2 separate regions of the Homo sapiens genome follow, and region 2 is linked to region 1. A link is an interaction called in ENCODE POLR2A ChIA-PET data of the cell type or tissue named here. Cell type or tissue: CD4-positive, alpha-beta T cell. All regions are shown on one strand. Each heading gives the region's core, and the rest is flanking DNA. Links, peaks and the distances in the headings are about the cores only.

Region 1 (5,370 bases), core at 192-5,191:
ATGTATTTACTGAGACAGGGTCTCTCTCTGTCGCCCAGGCTGAAGTGCAGTAGTGTGATCTCAGCTCACTGCAACCCACAGGAGGTTTCGCCATGTTGGTCAGGCTGGTCTCAAACTCCTGGCCTCAAGTGATTCACCTGCCTTGGCCTCCCAAAGTGCTGGGATTACAGGTGTGAGCCAAAGTGCCCAGCCGGTATTACTGTTTTAAAGTTATACATGGATCTAAAATAAGTTTTATTTAACAATCCCTTCTCTATTACACATCATACACAAATTATTGCATGATAAAATACTTCCAAGGTGTTGGCAAGAGTATACATGGTAAAAGGGGTCCTCCACTAGTCAAGCCAGGCTGGAGACCTCTTATCTGGTCTAGATTCTTCAATTTATAGATGAGGAAACTGAGGCCCGGAGAGAGTAAGAGACTTATTACAGTCTCTTACAAACTTAAGAGGACCACAGCGAAGACTCCTAAGTTCATTGTTCTTTAGCGGCAGTCTGGGTGAGGTTAAGTGCCTTTCAGGTCCCAGGAGACTTTTCCTTGCTGGAAAAGATCTCCAGCAGCGGAGTTTCTGACCCTGCCCCCTTCACCAGGTGCAGCCTTACCCACACTAGGCTCATTAGAGAACAAATATTCTTGGGGGCTAAGCAATTTAGGTTCACTTTATGAGGGGCTGACTTCCCCTTACATGCAGTCGGGGATCAGTCAGTATCTGTGGAACCAATAAAGGAGTAGATCCATGAATGGGGCTAGTGGGAGGGGACGCTGGACCACCGAGGGCCAACTCTGCTGCTTGTGGTTCACCAGGTGGGCTCTGCCTGAGAGACTCCAGAGGAAGGGCAGATTCTGCAAATGCTACGGGATTTGAGAAGACGCTGTGCATGAGTCCACAATTTATTTGTTACCAGGAATTAACCCCTTTCAATTTAGGGGGGAAAAATCATCCCCACCCTGCACAAACCATGCATTTACCTTTACATCCTGTTCCAGCTTCCGGGAAGAACTTATTTAACGGATCACTCTCTGTTGCCCTTGATTTACCCTGGCCTCATCCACAAGTGCTCCAAGGAGCCCTAATCCTGGCATGCTGTAAAGAGCCCTGTATCCCACCACCTGCCTGGTGCGGGGTGGGATCTTGCGAGGTGTTGACCATCCCTGTTGTGAGTTCCTGAGTCTCCAGATGTGTCTCTCAGCTTACAAAACCATCTGGAAACAGCCTCCCCGGGCTTCTTTCTAAGGAGACTTTCCTAAAAACTCCTTCGGGAGGCCCCCTGCGTTACATAGAATCTTTTGCTACCTCCTCATGGTCTACCTGATCACTTTAACTCTTCTGCTCGAGTTTCAAGGCCTTCTACAGTCCAGGACCATCCCACTGCTTGACATTTGTCACCCTAACACAATCTGTTACTGTGGCCAAGTCACCCTCAAGGTGACTACACAAATGACCTTCATTCTGTCCATCGCTTGCTCATGCAGTTTCCCCCATTATTGCCATAATCATTCTGTTGTTTGCTCGGCTGGCTCTCCCAGGAGAGCAGACGTCATCAAACAGGTGACCAACATGCCAACAGGTGCTCAGAGACCATCAAGATGTGTGAGACAAGCCTGAAGGAAGAGACGGGGGTGGTGGGCACTCGGGAGGTGGCTGGCACTCTGGAGGTGGCTGCTACCTTCCCTGGAGGACCAGCTTCCTGGCAGGCTTATCAATTAGGTACAACAGGCACAGTGCATAGACCAGAAAAAATTTAAATGTTAATTTCTTTTGAAATGAGAAGAAAACGAATATAGTATTAAATGAAAAATAGTAATATGAATATAGCAATAAATTCAGCTTGAAATACATTCATTTTTATATCATCACAGTGGTAAAATATAATTTTCCAAAACTTTTTCTTTTTTTTTTTAAATGGAGGACAGGAGCTCACGAAGACAAAAGTGCCTACGGCCAAGAACAGTCATAATTCAGCCCTGGGTGCAGTGTTTAGATTTTGTTTTGTTTTTAAATGGATATCTAGATATTTGTATGAGATCGCCTGATTTTAAGTAATGGAAATTAGTTTTAACATCAAACATTTTGTGGCCCAACAAAACACGCAGGGTTTGGGCTGCAACTCCTCCAAAGCCGGGGCTATCTCCGCGTCCTCCGCTTGGGGTGGCCTGGCCGGGTTTCGGGGCCCCGCCTCCTGCCTGGAGGGCCCAAGAGCTGCCGGAACCTCGCGAGCCGGACCAGGCGCCAAGCCACAGCCGCGCGCCGCCACCGGCCCCTGGCCTCGCCCGGCCGGGGCGCCCCCGCCAGCCGCCACTGGGGGGCTCCGGACGCTCTCCTTCCGGGGGGCCCCGCGGGCAGTCGGATCGGGCCTCCCCGGGGCGCGGGAGCAAGGCCGCCCGGCTCAGCCCCAGCCCCAGCCCCAGCCCCACCCCCGGACCGCGTCACCACCGCGGCGAGGCCCGCCTGCCGCTTCCCCGGCCTGGGCCCTGCCCCTCGCGGGCCGGCTCCGGGACGCGAAGCCCATAGAGGGGGTTTTCCGGCCGCAGGCGCTGGGGCCGCTCCTCCTACGGCGAGGCCCGGGGCTGCGCGCTGCGCTCTTTGCAGGGCCCCCGTGGCCCTCCCGTCACGGCCAGGCTAGGCGGCCCCTCCATCCCCGAGGGCGACACTCGCAGGCTTCCCCGGCTCGATCGGCTGCGGAACAGCCGGGAGCTCGGCGCGAAGTCGCAGAAGGCTCGGGCCTGGGCTCGCGCCGCGAACGCGCATGCTCTGCCGAGGCCCGCCGCGGGCGCCAGCGCACCCTGATAGAGCCATCACGAGGCCCATTCAGCAGAGCTCCAGTGGCGCAATCGGTTAGCGCGCGGTACTTATACAGCAGTACATGCAGAGCAATGCCGAGGTTGTGAGTTCGAGCCTCACCTGGAGCAAGACCCTTTTGGATGTTCGCAACCCCTTTTGTGTATCTCGTTGCCAGAAGTAAGGAGTCTCTCTTTAGTCTTCTCCCTTCTTGTTTCTAACTGCTCTGCCGCACGTCCCCATTGGCCGCAAGCAGGAAGCAGCTCGCAGTGGACTCTCAATACCCCTTTTCCGAGCTACTTGTTGCCACCGCGCGACATCCAGCCGCTCGAACTCGGACATCCACCCACTGCGTCCTTCTAGTGCTCTTCTTAGGCGGGTCCTGTAACTGCACCTAGTCCCGGACCACAGGAGGGCGGATGGAGGTGGCGAGGCGCTCCACTGTGGCGGGGTCCCTAGCTGGCCGTGGGGATCGAATATTCTACAGGGCACTTCATTCTACAGTGTGAGCCCGAGCTCCCGGTGCGGAGATGAGGCCTGGGGCCGGGCCGCTGCCCCTCGCCCCCGGGCGGGGCCCAAGCACCGCCGACCATTCCCAGGCGTTGGGGCCCGAGGCCTAGCGCGGGGCGTCCGGGGAGCTGTGGGGAGACCTGGGGCGGCTGTTTTCCGCCCTTGTAACTCGTGATGAGTTCTTCCCCCTCGCTTCTGTCTGCAGAGACCAATAAGACTGCGGGCCCTTCTCCTCAACCCAGGCGCCCAGCCGTCCCTGGGCAGATTTGCAGTTTGGGGAATGTGCTCGGAGAGTTCCCCTCCCCATCATGTGCCCCTTCTCCTAGCGGCACGTCACAAATCCTGGTTCAGAAGTCCTCCCGGGGGCCGGGAAATCAGGCCAAGTGGTCGCCGGCGGATGCGCCCTGCCCCACATCGCCAGGGGGGGTAGGCAAAGCGGGCACAAGCTTAGTTAAGGGATGGAAAGCCTCCTGGACGTGTTCTTTCAAAGGGGAGATTTTCAGCTGTTTTCATGGACGGGATCGTTGCTAGATTTTGGGTGGAAATATTACCCCGCGAGTGGTGAAAATCAAGACCTAGAACGTTCAGAGAAATGGATGGAGGGCGGAGCTCTTGTCTATCTCCTGCGCTAGCCCAGGCTTCGGTTGCTCTCACCCATCCAGCCCCTCGATGCAGAACAGGAACCCTATGCCAACTGGAATGTGGGAAGGGCCGCCCACTTCCCCTCGTCCTGGTGCCGGGTTCCTCGCCAGCCCCGGGGAGGTCGCCTCTGGCTCACAGACATCCTCAGAGGCATGGGATAGGTCCCCTGTAGAAATGCAGCCCAGGCTTAGAAACAAATAAAATCTCTATCCATTAAAAAAGAATAATAATAATAATAAAAAAATAGGCGCGGTGGCTCACGCCTGTAATCCCGGCTTGGGAGGCTAAGGTCGGCGGATTTTTTTTTTTTTTTAATCACCCAGGAGTTTAAGACCAGCCTGGCCATCAGGGCGAAACCCCGTATCTACTAAAAATACAAAAATTAGCCGGGTGTGGTGGCGCATACCTGTAATCCCAGCTACTCGGGAGGCTGAGGTGAGAGGATCTCTTGGATTCGAGAGGCCGAGGTTGTAGTGAGCTGAGATGGCACCACTGCTCCAGCCTGGGCCAGACCTGTCTAAAAAAACAAAACAAAACAAAACAAAACAAAAAAAACTTGCGGCTGAGCGTGGTGGCTCACGCCTGTAATCCCAGCACTTTGGGAGGCCAAGGCGGGCGGATCACGAGGTCAGGAGACCATCCTGGCTAGCACTGTGAAACCCCGCCTCTACTAAAAATACAAAAAATTAGCCGGCTGTGGTGGCGTGCGCCTGTAATCCCAGCTACTCGGGAGGCTGAGGCAGGAGAATTGCTTGAACCTGGGAGGCGGAAATTGCAGTGAGCCGAGATCGCGCCACTGCACTCCAGCCTGGGCGACACAGCGAGACTCCGTCTCAAAAAAAAAAAAAAAAAAAAAAAAAAAGTATGCTTACTTTCTATAAAAAAAAAAACAAAAAACCCAACAGCTTTAATGGGATATAATTCCTATACCATACAACTCGCCCATTTTACAGTGTACAATGGATTTTAGTATATTCACAGATAAGTACAATCATCACCACAGTAAATTTTCAAACATTTTCATCACCTCAAGACTAGTTCTCACCCTCTCATCTTCCCATCCTGTTCCCCCACCAGCCCTAAGCAACCACAAATCCACTTTTTGTCTCTGTAGATTTCCCTAGTCTGGACTTTCCTACGAATGGAATTATACAGCATGTGGTCTTTTGTAATTGGCTTTTTCACTTTATAATGTTTTCAATATTCATCCATATTGTACCATATATCAGTGCTTCATTTCTTTTTATGACTGTATGACAGTCCATTGTATGGATTCTTTCCATTTTTGAATAATGGAGAAAGGGTTGGCATTTTCAAAAGGAAATTTGCCAAAAACTGCTTTGTAAGAGGTGATTAATTTTAAAATGCACAAACAGAAAAGTGATCAGACTCAGAAAGTGCAGGTTTCTAATCTTCACAGGTAACTCACTGACCA
Region 2 (5,370 bases), core at 159-5,158, 360 kb after region 1:
TTTTAAATGTAATATTTGGGCCGGCTGTGGTGGCTCATGCCTGTAATCCCAGCACTTTGGGAGGCCGAGGCGGGTGGATCACCTGAGGTCAGAGTTTGAGACCACCCTGACCAACATGGAGAAACCCCGTCTCTACTAAAAAATATATATATATATTAGCCAGGCCCCAACTACTCGGGAGGCTGAGGCAGGAGAATCGCTTGAATCCAGGAGGCGGAGGTTGCAGTGAGCTGAGATCGCACCATCGTACTCCAGCCTGGGCAGCAAAAGTAAAACTCCATCTCAAAAAAAAAAAAAAAAAAAGTAATATTTGTTAAGCAACAACTGTGCCCTGTGCTAAGTAAGTCTCATGAGTTCATTATCTCATTAATTTTCACAAAAACTCGCAAGTACTGTCAACCTCATTTTATAGGTGACAATCCTGGGGCCCAGGAGATAAAGTAGCATGCCTTGGGGGAGAGCTGGTTAGTGGCAGAACAAGGATGGAAGCCCTGGCAGGCATCCAAGGCAGGATCCACATGTTAAAGAGAAACCACTACACTGCACATTCTGGTCAGTCACTGTTGGACTTTTGCATTTGAGCCAGGGCTACCCATCTGGTGTCCCTGAGTCCCTGGGTCTGCCCCAGGAGGGCCAAGGAGGAATCAACTAATTCCAGGGCTATCTGTCCCCTCAAAGACACAAATTTGCACATGCTGGGAGCCTCAAGCCCCTTAGGAATCAGCATCATCCACAAGCTGATGCCTCCCACATAAGGGAACACATTTTCTTTTTTTCTTTTTTTGAGTCAGAGTCTCACTCTGTTGCTCAGGCTGGAGTACAGTGGCTCAGTCTCGGCTCACTGCAACCTCTGCCTCCCAGGTTCAAGCAATTCTCCTGCCTCAGCCCCCCGAGTAGTTGGGATTACAAGTACCAGCCACCATGTCCGGCTAATTTTTTGTATTTTTAGTAGAGACGGGGTTTCACCATGTTGGCTAGGCTGGTCTCGAACTCCTAACTTCAGGTGATCCGCCTGCCTCAGCCTCCCAAAGTGCTGGAATTACAGATGTGAGCCACCACACCCAGCCAAGGGGACACATTTTCAAAAGTACTTAGGGCTGTTGAATAAAATATACACTCATCTAAAAGCATTGCATGCCGGGCACAGTGGCTCATGCTTGTAATACCAGCACTTTGGGAGGCCAAGGTGGGCAGATCACCCGAGGTCAGGAGTTCAAGACCAGCCTGACCAACACAGACAAACCCCATCTCTACTAAAAATACAAAAAGTTAGCTGGGCGTGGTGACGCATGTCTGTAATTCCAACTACTCAGGAGTCTGAGGCAGGAGAATTGCTTGAACCCCAGAAGCGGAGGTTGTGGTGAGCTGAGATCATGCCATTGCACTCCAGCCTGCGCAACAAGAGCGAAACCCCATCTCAAAAATAAATAAATAAATAAAATTTTAAAAAAATTAAAGCACAGATGAAGGTATCCTTGCAGATGGTCATTTGTCTTTTTTTTTTTTTTTTTTTTTTTTGAGACGGAGTCTTGCTCTGTCACCCAGGCTGGAGTGAAGTGGCACAATCCGGGCTCACTGTAAGCTCCACCTCCCGAGTTCACACCATTCTCCTGCCTCAGCCTCCTGCGTAGCTGGGACTACAGGCATGTGCCACCACGCCCAGTTAATTTTTTTTTTTTTTTTGTATTTTTAGTAGAGACGGGGTTTCACCATGTTAGCCAGGATGATCTCGATCACCTGACCTCATGATTCGCCTGCCTCGGCCTCCCGAAGTGCTGGGATTATGGGGGTGAGCCACCACGCCCAGCCCATTTGTCCTTTTTTTAATCAAAAGATTTTAAAAGTACAAGTACTGCCACAGAGTGCAGGTCTGCAAAGTGTTTCGACTCTACAAAAGAGTGTTTGTATTTTAAAAGTTCAGGAACCATTTTACGGACTAAGACACTGAGGCCCTAGGAGATAGGGCTTCTTGGCCAAGTTGCAGAGCCAGCTGGGGCCCAGGGAGTTTAATCCAAGTGGTGTGGGTCTCCCTTTCTCTCTGTTCAGGGAAGTGCCCCCTTCATCCCCTCAGAGAAGGGCCCCAGGACTGCAGGACAGGCCATGGGGGGTGCAACCTTGGGAGGCATGAAGCTTGAGGAACTGAAGGGCTAGGAGAAATTCAAGGGCTGGGCACAGTGGGTCACACCTATAATCCCAGCATTTTGGGAGATCAAGGCAGGTGGATCACCTGAAGTCAGGAGTTCAACACCAGCCTGGCCAACATGGTGAAACCCCGTCTCTACTAAAAGTACAAAAAAATTAGCTGGGCGTAGTGGCAGGTGCCCATAATCCCAGCTACTTGGGAGGCTGAGGCAGGAGAATGGCTTGATCCCAGGAGGCAGAGGTTGCAGTGAGCCGAGATTGCGCCATTGCATTCCAGTCTGGGCAACAAGAGGGAAACTCCATCTCAAAAAGAAAAGAAAAAGAAATTCAAAGGCAAGGTTAGACTGTCTCTTAACAGACTGGGGACAACCCCAAGAAATAAGAAGGCACCCCCAGCCTCACCTGTTATTTACTTCTCAGAGCCTTCTGTGAGTCCAGCATTTGCAGGTCCTGCCATGGAAGAAGCCGGCTCTGGGTGGACAAGCAGGAAGACAGGAGGGTGGCCCTGGGTATACCATACCACTGGGCTCATGATATAGACCCCCCCAGTGGAAGGAAGCAAAGGAAAGACATTTCTGGGACATTTAGTGTAGGCCCAGCACTGTGTTTTTACAAGCGAGTATTTTTGTTTTTAATCTCAACAACCCTATGACTCCCATTTATACAGATACACCTCAGACCAGTGAAAAGCAGTTAAAAGGCAGAGCCGGCACTTAAACTTGACCCCACAACGTGGCCTGATCTGTGTTCTGGGGGTCTCCCCAGGCGCCGAGCTGCCAGGAGAAGGGTTGCCAGAGGGAAAGAGGAGGAGGTGTTGGCCCAGCCCCCACAGCCCCAGCCCAGGCGAACATCCTCTCAGCCTGCCTTTATTGTTCACAAAACCGAAAAAGTGATGATGGTTTTCCTTCCTCTCTTTAAGAAAACAACAGAATCAAAACAAACAGAGAAGGGGAACTCCCCTCCTGTAGCTTTTGCCAGAAATGAAAGGAAGAAATAATCCCCGTCATGACCTGGGCCGCCTCACTGCTGCAACAGGGTCTGGGAGGGGAAGAGAAAAACCCCTGCCCCCCGACCATAAAACCCAGAGTTTCTGCTTCCTGATACTGATACAAGCTCAACCTCACCCCCAGCAAATCCCTCACTGTCCTCTGTCCATCACCTCACACCGAAGATCTGACACACACACACACACACACACACACACATACACACAGCTGAAGCAGCTGAAACTTCCCAAAGAGCTTTAGTAAATCCTAAGGAAGGGCAAAGAGGAAATAAAAACATACAAGTCCAGGAAATAAAAACAGCCCTCAAAATGCATTCCAGCATGTTTGACCCCCCATAGTCACTTCCCACTTGAGGCTCCCAGGTCCTACCCCATTTCTCACTCCAGAGCTACCTGCACTGAGGCCCCCAAAGGACTAGAATAGCCTCACAGGGTCCTTTCCAAGCTCTAGATTTGGGCTTGCCTGTATCTCAGCTGCCTCAACAATCAAAGTCTAGAGCAGCGTAGAGCTTATGGTAATACAGGACACCAGATCCCATCCTCACAGGAGCCCTCTCATTCATAACTTAATATAGCTTTTAATTCCAGATAGCTTGTGCTGATTGGCTCACTTGGAGTGACTGGCAGCCTTCAGAGATCACTCTGTCCACAGTACACAGGGTTGTGGCCTTAAAGGCTCAGCAAGGTCATCATTTCTGAGCCTACAGTAACAGCCCTGTGGTCTCACAGAATGGGACCACCTGGTCAGCCTCATTCTTTAACAGGGACTCTAGGGCCCATAGCACCTTTTGAAAACTTCTGGATAAATTAAGGAATTTGTCTGTGGTCTGGATTCAAGGTCAGCGGGAGAACAGTTTTTCTCCATTATTACTAATTAGCCTCAGCAAAGACTAAATGACTACTTAGTAATATACTCAGTACTGTACCTGGTCCTGTGGGAAATGTACATATGAAGATAGATGAGTCTCAAAGCCTCTCAGGGGCAAGAGAAGGATGGAGGCAGGGAGAGGTTTCTGCCTAAACAATCAGAAAAGAGTCTATATGAAAACTCCTCTAAGAGCTGTTGGAGGGTTGGAGGGGATAAGGCAGCATGTGTGACATTGCTAACTGTTTGAGGATTATGGACCACAATGACCTGAGCTCCCTGAGGTCAGAAAATGTCTTGCCCCTTTTGGGTCTCAGGACTGATAGGTCCTGCACTTAGGAGGGGCTCAATTGGCATCTGTTGGGTGAATCACCATTTTCTGGCTTCACTGGCAGCAGATGGTCAGAGGAGGTCAAGCAATGATTATTCTCCTGAAGAAGAGACCAGACCAGGGCTGAAGCCAGATCTTCTACCTCTCTGAGCAATCCCTTTTTCTCAGCAGCCTCAATGCCCCACTCAGCCTTCAACCTTTCTCAACTGAACAGCAAGATAGTTATCCTCCTTTGCATTGTGGCTTTTTTTTTTTTTTTTTCGAGACGGAGTCTAGCTCTGTCACCAGGCTGGAGTGCAGTGCGCGATCTCGGCTCACTGCAACCTCCACCTTCTGGGTTCAAGCAATTCTGCTGCCTCAGCCTCCCAAATAGCTCGGATTACAGGCACGCGCCGCCACACCCAGCTAATTTTTGTATTTTTAGTAGAGACAGGGTTTCACCATGTTGGCCAGGATGGTCTTGATCTCCTGACCTCGTGCTCCACCCAACTCGGCCTCCCAAAGTGCTGGGATTACAGGTGTGAGCCACTGTACCCAGCCTGCACTGTATTTTTAATATATTCTCCAAGTGGCCTCTGGAGTTATTGTGCCAAAACACAGGTCAGATTATGTAATTCCCTTCCTCAGAAGCCTTTGCTGGCTCCCCATTGCCTGATGAATAAAGTCCTGGCTCTTTAGCCTGGCAATTAAGGCTGTTACTGCTGCTTCTCCCATCCCTCCATCCCCTGGAACTGGAATAAGCAGAGTGGCTAAAGGCTCAGGCTCCACACACAGGCTCCTGAGTTAAGATTCTGGCTCCACTCCAGAGCCTCTTTCTGAGCCTCTGTTTCCTGTTTATAAAATGGAAATAAGAAGAATGTCCACCTGTGAGGATTAAATAAGGTAGGTTTTTTGTTTTGTTTTGTTTTGTTTTGTTTGTTTGTTTTTTGAGACAGGGTCTCGCTCAGTCATCCAGGCTGGAGTGCAGTGGCTTAATCTCAGCTCACTGTAGCCTCCCAGGCTCAGGTGATTCTCCCACCTCAGCTT

The links. Peaks named below come from ENCODE experiments on the same cell type or tissue, not always from the same donor. Only the 100,000 strongest peaks of a DNase experiment are listed, where the experiment ranks them.
Region 2: POLR2A ChIA-PET joins it to region 1 with 13 read pairs; 3 of 35 experiments call an interaction of 5 or more read pairs at or near these places.

The regions. Positions count from the first base shown.
Region 1 is chr2:42,807,715-42,813,084 of GRCh38, forward strand. TRI-TAT2-1 (tRNA-Ile (anticodon TAT) 2-1) reads left to right here and starts at 2,822; the gene lies at 2,822-2,914. RefSeq lists silencers at 2,126-2,895, 3,186-3,475 and enhancers at 3,556-3,655, 3,686-3,765. In CD4-positive, alpha-beta T cell, for the core only: a CTCF peak has its summit at 2,065; DNase peaks (open chromatin) are centred at 2,167, 2,787, 3,477, 3,907 and 1 weaker place; H3K4me3 peaks cover 2,483 bases; H3K27ac peaks cover 2,744 bases.
Region 2 is chr2:43,171,508-43,176,877 of GRCh38, forward strand. LOC124907755 (a long non-coding RNA gene) reads right to left here and starts at 4,068. Exons shown (of 2, transcript XR_007086298.1): 1 at 2,545-4,068; 2 at 1-281. RefSeq lists an enhancer at 2,696-2,775. In CD4-positive, alpha-beta T cell, for the core only: no CTCF peak of the experiment used is centred there; DNase peaks (open chromatin) are centred at 1,574, 2,554, 3,094 and 4,584; H3K4me3 peaks cover 1,270 bases; H3K27ac peaks cover 4,520 bases.